2 separate regions of the Homo sapiens genome follow, and region 2 is linked to region 1. A link is an interaction called in ENCODE POLR2A ChIA-PET data of the cell type or tissue named here. Cell type or tissue: B cell. All regions are shown on one strand. Each heading gives the region's core, and the rest is flanking DNA. Links, peaks and the distances in the headings are about the cores only.

Region 1 (2,919 bases), core at 268-2,767:
ATATACCCTTTTTCAAGGGGAGATGGGGAATGTATATAATTGTTGTGATAGGTATTAAGTCATTAGGGAGAATGGATAGATTAGGGAGGCTGAAGGCAGACATTATGGGAAGGTGAGGAGTGGAGCTGGGCAAGAACAACCATTGTCATATTTCACAGATAGAGTCCCCCAGGTAATTTCTTGGAGCTGCACTCAGAAGAATAGATGAAAAATCTGTCTTAGCATAGTAACTCCAGTCTCTGCTCTTCTCTGGTGGTTGCTCTTTCCTGGTTATTTGACCAGATTTCTTGGAAGGGAGTATTAAGACAACTGCACTTAAGCTCTCTTAGTCAGATAAGGACATTCCAGAGTCTCTCTTGGTGCTTTGGGAAAGAGGATATGAGAGGCAGGGAGAAAGGAGAAAGGTCACAGAGAGACCGTGGTTCTGAGGCTAATTTTTCAGGACTTTCAATTTCCAAAGCAGTCAGTATGGCAAAGTGTCATATTTTGGGGAATTGTTTTCTTCGACCCAACAACATTCAACCACATCAGATTGTGAATACAGCTCTCCCTGGGTATCCTCAGAGAATTGGGTCCCTGACCTCCAAGGATACCAAAATTCAAAGATGCCCCAGTCCTTAATATAAAATGGCATAGTATGTGCATACAACCTATGCACATCCTCTTGTATACAGTCATGCATTGCTTAAAGTTCTAAGAAATGCGTCAGTAGGCGATTTCATCATGTGCAGACATCATAGAGTGTGTTTACACAAAGTTAGATGGTAGAGTCTGCTACACACCTAAGGCATATGGTATATGGCCTATTGCTCCTAGGCTACAAACCTATGCATCATGTTAAGGTACTGAATATTGCAGACAATTGTAACACAATGGTATTTGTGTATCTAAACATAATGATATTTATAAGACGAACTGTAAAATTACGGTATTATAATTTTAGGGGAAGAATCTTCTTACAAGTGGCCTCTAATTAACTGAAATGTCATTATGCAGCTCATGACTGTAATTTAAATCATCTCTAGATTGCTTACAATACTTAATAAAATGTAAATGCTATGTAAAGAGTTTTTATACTGTATTTTAAAATTTTGTATTATTTTTATTGTTGTATTATTTTTTTTTGTTTTGTTTTTTCAGAATATTTTCCTTTTCTTTTCTTTGTTTTTGAGACAGGGTCTCCCTCTGTTGCCCAGGCTAGAGTGCAGTGGCGTGATCTTTGTTCACTGTAACCTTTGCTTCCCAGTCTCAAGCCATCCTCCTACCTCAGCCTCCCAAGTATCTGAAACTACCATGCCTAATGTTTGTATTTTTTGTAGAGATGGGGTATCGCCATGTTGCCCAGGGTGGTCTTGAACTCCTGAGCTCAAGTGATCCTCCCACCTCAGCCTCCCAAAGTGCGGGAATTACAGCTGTGAGCCACTGTGCCAGAGATTTTTCCAAATATTTTCAATCTATGGTTGGTTGAATTCATGAGTGCAGAACTTGAGGATTCAGAAGGCCCACTATATTATCTAGCTGAAGACTGCTTCTGCTTCACTTAGGGAAAATAAGTATTTATTAAGTAAATGGATGAGAGAACACAAAATAGTGGGGAGGCTATCACTTTATCCTCATCCTCATCCTCATCAGAAAATACATGTAATTTGGCCGGTGCGGTGGCTCATGCCTGTAATCCCAGCACTTTGGGAGGCTGAGGCAGGTGGATCACTTGAGGTCAGGAGTTAGAGACCAGCCTGGCCAACAGGGTGAAACTCCATCTCTACTAAGAATACAAAAATTAGCCGGACATGGTAGCTCACGCCTGTAGTCCCAGCTACTCAGGAGGCTGAGGCACGAGAATCACTTGAAATTGGGAGGTGGAGGTTGCAGTGAGCTGAGATCATGCCACTGCACTCCAGCGTGGGCAACAGGGTAAGACTTGGTCTCAAAAGAAAAATACATGCTCTTTGATATGCCAGTCATAACTATTTTTTTTCTTTAGAAAACTTTTCTTCCATGGCTAGAACATAGTCTTTTCAGGAATTTAAGTGTCTAACTTGCTATGCCCCATTAAGTGAATATATCCTAAATTGTATTTACTAGTAGGATTTCAATCCTTGAATTCCCGCTGATGTATATTCAGATGCATGAGAGTCCACATCTTTTCCACAATCATGTTGGATATCTATATGTAGGCCTTCTATATTTATATTTATTTGTTTTGTTATACAGTACTTCTGCAACATGAATGTTCTTTTTTTTTAGTTGACTACCTAGTTTAAAGAGAATGTTGTGACTTCATCTTTTTTTGTTTGTTTGTTTGAGACGGAGTCTCGCTCTGTGGCCTAGGGTGGAGTGCAGTGGCTGCATCTCAGCTCACCGCAAGCTCCACCTCCTGGGTTCACACCATTCTCCTGCCTCAGCCTCCTGAGTAGCTGGGATTACAGGTGCCCGCCACCACACCCGGCTAATTTTTTGTATTTTTAGTAGAGACAGGAGTCTCGCTCCTCTGTCTCTGTCTCTGTCACCATGAGACAGGGACACCATGAGACACCATGGTGACAGAGTCTCTGTCTCTGTCACCATGTTAGCCAGGATGGTCTCGATCTCCTGAGCTCGAGATCTGCCCTCCTTGGCCTCACAAAGTGTTGCGATTACAGGCCTGAGCCACCGCGCCCGGCTGTGACTTCATCTTAATGCACCTAAATTCTAATCTACTTTGAGATTTTAAATTTGAGTTTCCATAAAGACAAACAAACAAACAAAAAAAGCAAAAAAACAAGTTGCTGTTTTGTTTTCTTCTTCTTTTTTTTTTTTTTTAAGAGACAGGGTCCTGCTTTGTTGCCCAGGCTGGAGTGCAGTGGCACCATCATAGTTTACTGTAGCCTCAAATTCCTGGACTCAAGCAATCCTACTGCCTCAGCCTCCCATGTGGCC
Region 2 (2,919 bases), core at 314-2,813, 280 kb before region 1:
TTGTAGCAGCCCAGCTGACTAAGACAGACTGGTCCTAAAGTTTCTACCAGCCCCATTAGTGATGGTCACCAATACTCACATGACTTTCATAAAATGGCAGGAATAAGAGCTCCTGTGCTTGTACTAATTTAGAAACTTTACCATCTCCAACTTCTAACTTAGTCCTAAGGTATACAGATAGTCACTGACTGCTGATGGTTTGACTTTATGATGGGTTTATTGGAGCATTAAATGCATTTTTCAACTAGGTGCAGTAGTTGATGCCTGTAATCTCAGCCCTTTGGCAGAGCAAGGCAGGAGAATTGCTTTTAGCCCAAGAGTTCAAGACCAGCCTAGGCAATATAGTGAGACATTGTCTCTACTAAAAGAAAGATGAAAGGAAAGAAAGAAAAAGAAAGAAAGAAAGAATGAATGAATGAAAGAAAGAAAGAAAGAGAAAGAAAGATTAAAAAATAAAAAATACAATAAAATACATTTCTGACATAATATCTTCTACTTATCATGAGCTTTTCAGAATGAACTCCATCATAAGTGGAGGAACATCTGTATAGGCATTTCAAAAGGTAATGAGAAAACAAATTCATTCACTTTCCAAGTTGGTATTGGGCACCTACCAATGTGCCAGGCATTCAGAGTAAGTGGCATAGAAGGTGGAATAGGACAAAGCCACTGAAACACAAGTAGCCGTGCAATAGGGTCCACACTGCATACCAAAAAGAGGCAGGGCGTAAATATGCAAACATATGAAATGACCACTGACAGCAGAAGGCTTAACAACAAAATGACAACACTAACAACAATGCCATGAACTGTTCCAGACACTGGGTTCCTCACAGTCTAGTGGAGAAGGCCATGGAAAGGGCTGTGAGAGGGCCAAGGGCACTGAGGGAGGCCTTCTTAGTAAGGATGTCATACAGATTGCCACAGAAGGAAGAATCCCTTGGATGCAAAGGCAATGGCACGGGCAAGAGCAGAGTGGTGAAAATGGGTGTGCCCGGGTGTCAGTGAATGGTTTAATTTGGTGTGTGGCCGTTTCCCATATACGTGGGTCTGCTCAGTCAAAGAAAGCTGGCCTTAATCTGAAACAAAAATCAAATAATCGACAGAGTGAGACTCCATCACAAAAAAAAGAAATCAAATAATCATAGAGGAATAGAACAAAGAGAAAAGACGATCCAATCCTCTCATTCCTGTACTATCACTCTTTCCTATAGCTCATTCTATAACCTCAGGAAAGACCATCACTGGAGATGTTATTAGGGCCACTAGGATAAACTTTGGACCAGATAGTTTAGGCCAATCCTAATTTCATACATTCTATCCAATTATCCCCAGTATTCCCATTAATACACTCACACATGTAGGCTGAGAAACACTTAGAAACTTCCCTGTAGAGAAACATCTTCACCACTGGCCTTCCTTTGGGCCATTAGTTAAGATGGCCAGAAGGGGGTAAATACAAATCCATATTCATGTTATCAAAGAGAACAGCACAGCTCCAGAGGAACAAAACCCATGAATAGAAATGCTCCAGCCCAGGCAACATAGTGAGACTGTCTCTAGTAAAAATTAAAAAATTAGTCGGGCATGATAGCACATGCCTGTAGTCCCAGCTACTTGGGAGGCCAAGGTGAGAGGATTGCTTAAACACAGGAGGTTGAGGCTGCAGTGAGCTATGACCTTGCCACTGCACTCCAGCCTGGGCAACCAAGCAAGACCCTGTCTCTAAAGAAAGAGGAAGGAGAAAAAAGAGGAAGAAGAAGAAGAAGGAGGAGGAGGAGGAGGAGGAGAAAAGGGGAGAGGGGGGAGGGGGAAGGGAGACAGGAAGAAAAAGAATAAGAAAGAAATGCTTTGTTTGGTGTGGTAGAGGTGGAGAAGCATCATCCAGCTCCCTCTTGAAGGACTTGCCACCCAGCTGTGGGTAGTGAGATGAGCAAACCACTTTTGGCTGTCAGCCCCTTCTGATTGACCTCATCTGCAGACAGCCATCTTGCCCAGTCAAACCCTTCCCAGGTCAGCTTGCATCTGACAACTGAACGAGGCAGAAGCAGAAACACCCAGCAATGTTGACCTGACCCAGGTCAGCTCTAACACGTGACACTCATTCCTGAGCTCTGTGCAGGGTGGGCTGAGGTTTTCATTGTGTCACAGCTTGGCTTCTCACTGAGCCCAGTCCCACATCTTCCCCTCTTCCTTTCACAAGAGTCGATTCCTATTAAATGTCTTGTAACTCGAACTCTGTCTGTATGTTTGCTTCAGAAAATCTAAACCTGTGACGGTTAGAAATGGGGGTGGGTCAGAAAAATTTCAGGCAAGGAGCTTGTACCAGGAGAAGAGTGAAGAATCCCATACCCCTAGGAGGCCATGTGGATGTCTGGAGATGGAGAGGTATATCAATAGGGAAGGGGGACCCAATAAGGGTCAGAGGTCTCTGATGTATGTTAGAGAAGAAGGAATTTATTCCTTTCTTCATTCAATGATCACTTGTAGGGAAGACACTAGGGTAGGCGCTGAACTATGGGGATAAAAAGACACATTCCTGATCTCAAGGAGTTACAGACCAGACCCTTACACTCAGAGAAATGCAAACTTCCTAGAACTGGAATGTTTCAGGCAATAAAGCTTTTTGGAGATTAACTTAGATCTAAAGATGGTTTAGATACTTCAAAAATCTAGACCTCTCAAACAAAAGAAAAAGGAAATTCACCCATCTAATCCCATCTAATTCCCAGTAGCACTCTGAGAAGACCTAGAAGAGACAGCAGTTCAAAGACCCTTTTTGTTTTCTATTTACTTCTTAATCCAAGAGCCATACAGCATTGTTTATAAGAATAAATTCTAATAGAAGTCACTATCTTCCAGCTCCTATACACACCATAAAATAATTAATAATAATAGTAATAAAAATGAGGCCCAGAA

The links. Peaks named below come from ENCODE experiments on the same cell type or tissue, not always from the same donor. Only the 100,000 strongest peaks of a DNase experiment are listed, where the experiment ranks them.
Region 2: POLR2A ChIA-PET joins it to region 1 with 10 read pairs; 18 of 35 experiments call an interaction of 5 or more read pairs at or near these places.

Annotation. Positions count from the first base shown.
Region 1 is chr12:92,153,726-92,156,644 of GRCh38, reverse strand. All of the region lies in intron 2 of BTG1-DT (BTG1 divergent transcript), which reads right to left. Among named protein-coding and RNA genes, the nearest start is that of BTG1-DT, 9.1 kb to the right of the region's middle. In B cell, for the core only: no CTCF peak of the experiment used is centred there; no DNase peak of the experiment used is centred there; H3K4me3 peaks cover 1,221 bases; H3K27ac peaks cover 2,500 bases.
Region 2 is chr12:92,433,782-92,436,700 of GRCh38, reverse strand. No RefSeq gene overlaps it. Among named protein-coding and RNA genes, the nearest start is that of CLLU1-AS1, 2.2 kb to the right of the region's middle. RefSeq lists enhancers at 1,908-1,967, 1,988-2,047. In B cell, for the core only: no CTCF peak of the experiment used is centred there; a DNase peak (open chromatin) is centred at 1,840; H3K4me3 peaks cover 396 bases; H3K27ac peaks cover 2,500 bases.